2 separate regions of the Homo sapiens genome follow, and region 2 is linked to region 1. A link is a loop called in an ENCODE intact Hi-C map of the cell type or tissue named here. Cell type or tissue: dorsolateral prefrontal cortex. All regions are shown on one strand.

Region 1 (2,500 bases):
TTGGAGCTGATCTGCCTGTTTCAGATCCTGCCATGAAGTTCTACGAGCTTGAGCCAGTTCCTGGGCCTCCTGGTGCCTCAGTCCTGCATGTAACACGGCGAGCGCGTGTGCACACGGCTCTGGGAGTTCTCGTGCAGCACTCAGAGCTCAGCGTGGGCGAGGGCGTCACCCTTCAGGGGGCGTCCATGGGGCCTTGGAGAAGGGAGGCTCCGGGGCGCCACAGCAGTCTACCGGGAGAGGCCAGGCCAAGCGCTTGTTCACCCGCAGCCCTCTTAGGGAACTTTCACATGCTTCTCCCACTAGGCCTAGGCACCCCTCCCCACCCTCCCTGCCCTCCTGGTTCCCTGATCCTCAGTGACCTTGTCCTTCAAGACTGAACTCCAGAGTCCCCACCCGAGGACCCGCAGTGCCCGGCCGCCGCGAGCTCGCGGGGTGTATGCCCGCCCCGAGGCTCCACCGCGCCTGTGTGCCGGGAAGCCTGGCTCCACAGGACCCTCAGGCACTGGGCGCGCCGTCGCTGCAGCTGCCAGGAGCTCCTGAGGAAGTGGCTCGAGGCCCCGGGGCGGGTCAGGCGTAGGGTGGGCCCGCTGCCCTCACACCCGCCCCGGCCGCACACAGGAGGCGCGATCAGCAGAGTCGTTGGACAGGTTTGGACACCGGCTGTCTCTTTCGGGCCTCGGTTTTCGCGTCTGAAATAAAAGCGCGCATCCTGGCCCTGGCGCGGTGCCTCTGCCGCGGTAGAGGTTTCCACCATGAGCCCAGTGCGCCTTCCAGGCTCGAGGGAGAGGGAGTGTGCGTGCGTGTGAACGCGTCACACTCTTGTGTGAACGCGTCATACGCTTGTGAAAGACGGTGCTTGTGCACACGCGTGTGCGTGCGTGTGAACGCGTCAGGGTACCCGAGGATGCACACACGCACGTGTGAGTGTGCGCGAGTGCGTGCTCAGAGGACAGCTCTCAGCAGGCTGGGGACCTCCTTCCTCTCACCCCTGAGGGTTTTGGGGGACCAGCCCCCGTATCCGGGTGCTGCGGGATCCCCTGAGGCGAGCGCGCACCGCTGTGCTCGGGCTCCGGCTTTGTGGGGACCCGGCCTTCCCGGCCCGCACCACGAGGAGTTCCACGCAGTAGCCACGAGGTGGCACCGCAGACTCGCTACCGCGGAGCGCGGCGGCTCCCGGCTCCCAGCAGCCTCGCCTAGGGCTGTGGCCAGGGCGGTCAGTCTCAGGCCCAGGCCGCTGCTGCCAGGAAAAGCAGGAACAATCGCCAGTCACGCCTGCTGATGCCCCTGAAGTGCTTATGCTCCCAGGCATGGGCTGACCGCAACGTGCATTCTCTCCTTTTATGTCCCTACTGTTTGGAACCCTGTTTTTGTTTTTGTTTTTGTTTTTGTTTTGTAAATCTGCCGCTTAAAATACCCAGGGTGGAGCTAAAAGTACAGACACTGCTCAACTTACCCCTGGCTGCGGCCCGATAAGGCCGCTGAGAGTGGAAAATGACTGAGTCCACCTGACTACCGAATAGCACAGCGTGGGGGCCTACCTTGGCCTGCTGAGAACACTGCCCTGAGCCTGCGGTGGGCAGAAGCATCAACACGAAGCCTGTTTTGTAGTCAAGTGTCGGATACCTCATGTAATCATTGACTACTGTACTGAAAGTGAAAAACCGAGTTGCCGTGTGGGACTCAAACGAGGGTTTCTGCTGACTGTGGATGGCTTTTGCATCACTATAAAGTTGAAAACTGTTAAGTGGAACTGCGGTTAAGTCGGGGCTGTGTGCACTAGAGACCTGAGTTCTGCCGCTCCATAGCTGTGTGACTTTGGACACATATTTGAGCCTGAGTGTCTTCTACACAAAATGGATTTCTTAGCATAACATACACATGTGTACGCGCCCGTGAGCATACGCGTGTGTGTTTGCATGAACACATCTGTGTATGCACGAGTGTGTGCACATCTGTATGTGGCTGTGTAAGTCCGTATGTACATTTGTGTGCATGTCTGTGTGTGCATATGTTTGTACGTGTGTGTGCTGTGCATGTGTGTGTTAAGGCCCTGGGGTGGAGCTGAGTTGTTGAGGGGAGATGCTGGGAGGGCAGCCAGCACCAGGTGTTTGTTGGCCAGGAGAGAAGCTGCCATCCAGGTGCACTCTGGGGCTCCTGCTTCAGTGGCACAAGGCTTCGGGATTGAGGAAGCTGGGGGCTGGAGCAGGGCAGTCCTGCACCTCATGGGAGGTGCAGAGTGAGGTCAGGAGGATGGAGAGAGTGCCAGAGAATGGGGGGAATCTGAGGCATCAGGAAAGGAAGACACAGGCCACGGAGAGGGCAGCTGGGCCCTGGGTGAGGCCGGCCCTCAGGAAGGAGGTGCCACAGGTAGGGGAGTGCCCAGATGGAGAGCCCAGGGGTATGGACCCACGGGTGTATGACAGTGGGGGTACTCCTGAAACCGCAGTATTATCCAACAAGCAGGGTTGGGACAACTAGTTATTTCATTTAAAAAAACAGG
Region 2 (2,500 bases), 520 kb after region 1:
CTCTGGGAAGAGAGTCAAGGGGAGCCTAACCTGGATTGCTCATTGCCCACCTCAAATTATTGACTATGTACATAAACTCCATCAACTTTTATAAAATAATCCTGAACGGCAAATGATTGGGCATAAATAATCCTATCCCCAATTCTCAAACTGTGCTTTGGGTCTGCAACAAACCCTGGGGTTTAGCCTCCACCTTAGAAAGTAATGGTCTCCGCCTCCCCAGGGCCTTATCTAAATCCCCTGCATATGGCCACTGCAACATGCTGATCTGGCAGAGCAAGGTCACAGCAGATTCTTCCTCTCCTGTCCACGGAGGGAATTCTGTGCTAACAGTTCAGAAGCTCCTCCTTGGAGAGTCAGGGCAAGTTTGTATTGTGTCTCTTGGGATAATGGGTCTGGGACAGCTCAATTACAGGTGGGGGCTTCTTATGCAATTCCATTCCCAACACTGGGTCAGGCTAGGCACCGCCTGTCCTTTTGTCTTTGACCATACCCTGGTCTTGCTCCTCACTCATGAAAAGTATCTGAAGGCCTCCCTCGAGTTCTGTTCCTAGCCTTAGGTCCAGCCATCGTTCCGGGTAGGGGAGATGAAGCCATAATCCACTAACCATTTTCTCCTGGACTCCTACCTCCAATGATTTCACCATTCCCTGCAGGAAACCCCACCTAATCACATCCTACTCCCTCCACCACAACTGCTATCCCCCTCCTTTGTAGAGACCTTGGCTTCCTTATCCACACAGCCTCTTTCTCTCCTCATTCTTCATAATCCAGCTTAGAGCAAGTATCATTTTACATTCCTTCCTCACAATACATGGAATTCATTCAATGAACTTCTTAACTGTACGCGCCCAGTAAAACCAGAGCTCTGGAAGATTCCAAACAAATATCTGACTACTCCATGGATGTACTGAGTGGCTCAGCTGCACACAGCCAGGCGAAACGGTGCCTCTAAGCTACAATTTCTCAGCCTCAGGACTACTGACATTTTGGACCAGACAGTTCTTTGTGTTGTGGAGGCAGGCCCAGGCACTGTAGGATGTTTAGCTGCATCCCTGGTCTCTGCCCACTAGATGCCAGTAGCACCCTCCACCTCCAGTTCTGACAACCGAATGTCTCCAGACATTCCCAAATGTTCTCTGGTGGCTAATGCTGCCCCCAAGTTGTGAAATACTGTAGAAATCAGGGTGAGGCCAGGCACAGTGGCTCCCACCTATAATCCTAGCACTTTGGGAGGCCGAGGTGGGTGGGACCACTTGAGATCATGAGTTCCAATAGACAAAACCTCTGTCTCGACTAAAAATACAAAAAACTAGCCGGGCGTGATGGTGGGCACCTGTAGTCCCAGCTACTTGGGAGGCTGAGGCAGGAGCATCGCTTGAACCTGGGAGGCAGAGGTTGCAGTAAGCCAAGATCGCACCACTGCACTCCAGCCTGGGCGACAGTGCAAGACTCTGTCTCAAAAAAAAAAAAAAAATTACCTGGACGTGGTGGTGGGCGCCTGTAGTCCCAGCCACTACGGAGGCTGAGGCAAGAGAATCACCTGAACCCAGGAAGCGGAGTTTTCAGTGAGTGGAGATCGCACCATTGTACTCCAGCCCGGGTGACGGAGCGAGACTAACTCCAAAAAAAAACCCACCACACAAGAAAAAAAAAAGAAAATCAGAGTGAACAGCCATAGAGTAAGCGGGCCCTCAATATCGCCCACTGTCCTACCCCAGCACCCTGCTTGTCCAAAGCCCTTCAGATGTCTGGGGCAGCCTTACAGACTCTCACCTCCTCTCCAGCTGGTTGACATTACTCTTGGAAGTGGACTTTGTGAAGTCAAGTCAGAGTCCAGGAGTTTGTAAGCACGTAGTGGGCCCCTTACAGCGGACATCGTGAACAACAGCTCTGCTCTGGGTCCAACCTCACATACCCCGGAGCCATGCTTTCTTCTTTTTTTCCTTTTCCCCTTTCTCCACTGAGCCCTGTCTACTTGGTAATTAAACATGCTCAGTTCTACCCAATCATGTCATACCTCCCCTGTGCCAACTTTGCCTCTAGCTACTTGTTGATTTGTTCAGCAAAATCTTGTCAAAAGGCCTCTACTGTCACTTCCACTCCCCTCCATTAAAACTGCATGATCAAGGCCACGTGTGGTGGCTCACCGCCTGTAATCCCAGCACTTTAGGAGGTCAAGGAGGGTGGATAACCGGAGCCAGGAGTTCAAGACCAGCCTGACCAACATGGTGAAATCCCGCCTCTACCAAAAATACAAAAATTAGCCGAGCATAGTGGTGGACACCTAGGTTGAGCGCAGTGGCTCACGCCTGTAATCCCAGCACTTTGGGTGGCCAAGGCAGGCAGATCATTTGAGGTCAGGAGTTCCAGACCAGCCTAGCCAACATAGTGAAACCCTGTCTCTACTAAAAATACAGAAAAATTGGCCGGGCACAGTGCCTCACACCTGTAATCCCAGCACTTTGGGAGGCTGAGGCAGGTGGATCATGAGGTCAGG

What was found. A loop is a pair of places that touch in the nucleus more often than their neighbours do. Peaks named below come from ENCODE experiments on the same cell type or tissue, not always from the same donor. Only the 100,000 strongest peaks of a DNase experiment are listed, where the experiment ranks them.
Region 2: it touches region 1 in a loop (7-fold over the local background); 1 of 110 quality-filtered maps calls a loop at or near these places.

The regions. Positions count from the first base shown.
Region 1 is chr10:42,865,711-42,868,210 of GRCh38, forward strand. No RefSeq gene overlaps it. Among named protein-coding and RNA genes, the nearest start is that of LINC02623, 4.6 kb to the right of the region's middle. RefSeq lists enhancers at 123-756, 757-1,390 and a silencer at 1,169-1,238. In dorsolateral prefrontal cortex, a CTCF peak has its summit at 1,150 (motif pointing right); DNase peaks (open chromatin) are centred at 703 and 1,161; H3K4me3 peaks cover 885 bases; H3K27me3 peaks cover 792 bases.
Region 2 is chr10:43,389,832-43,392,331 of GRCh38, forward strand. The region is part of intron 3 of HNRNPF (heterogeneous nuclear ribonucleoprotein F); the gene reads right to left. Among named protein-coding and RNA genes, the nearest start is that of HNRNPF, 18 kb to the right of the region's middle. In dorsolateral prefrontal cortex, CTCF peaks have their summits at 1,082 (motif pointing right) and 1,286; a DNase peak (open chromatin) is centred at 1,080; H3K27ac peaks cover 2,363 bases.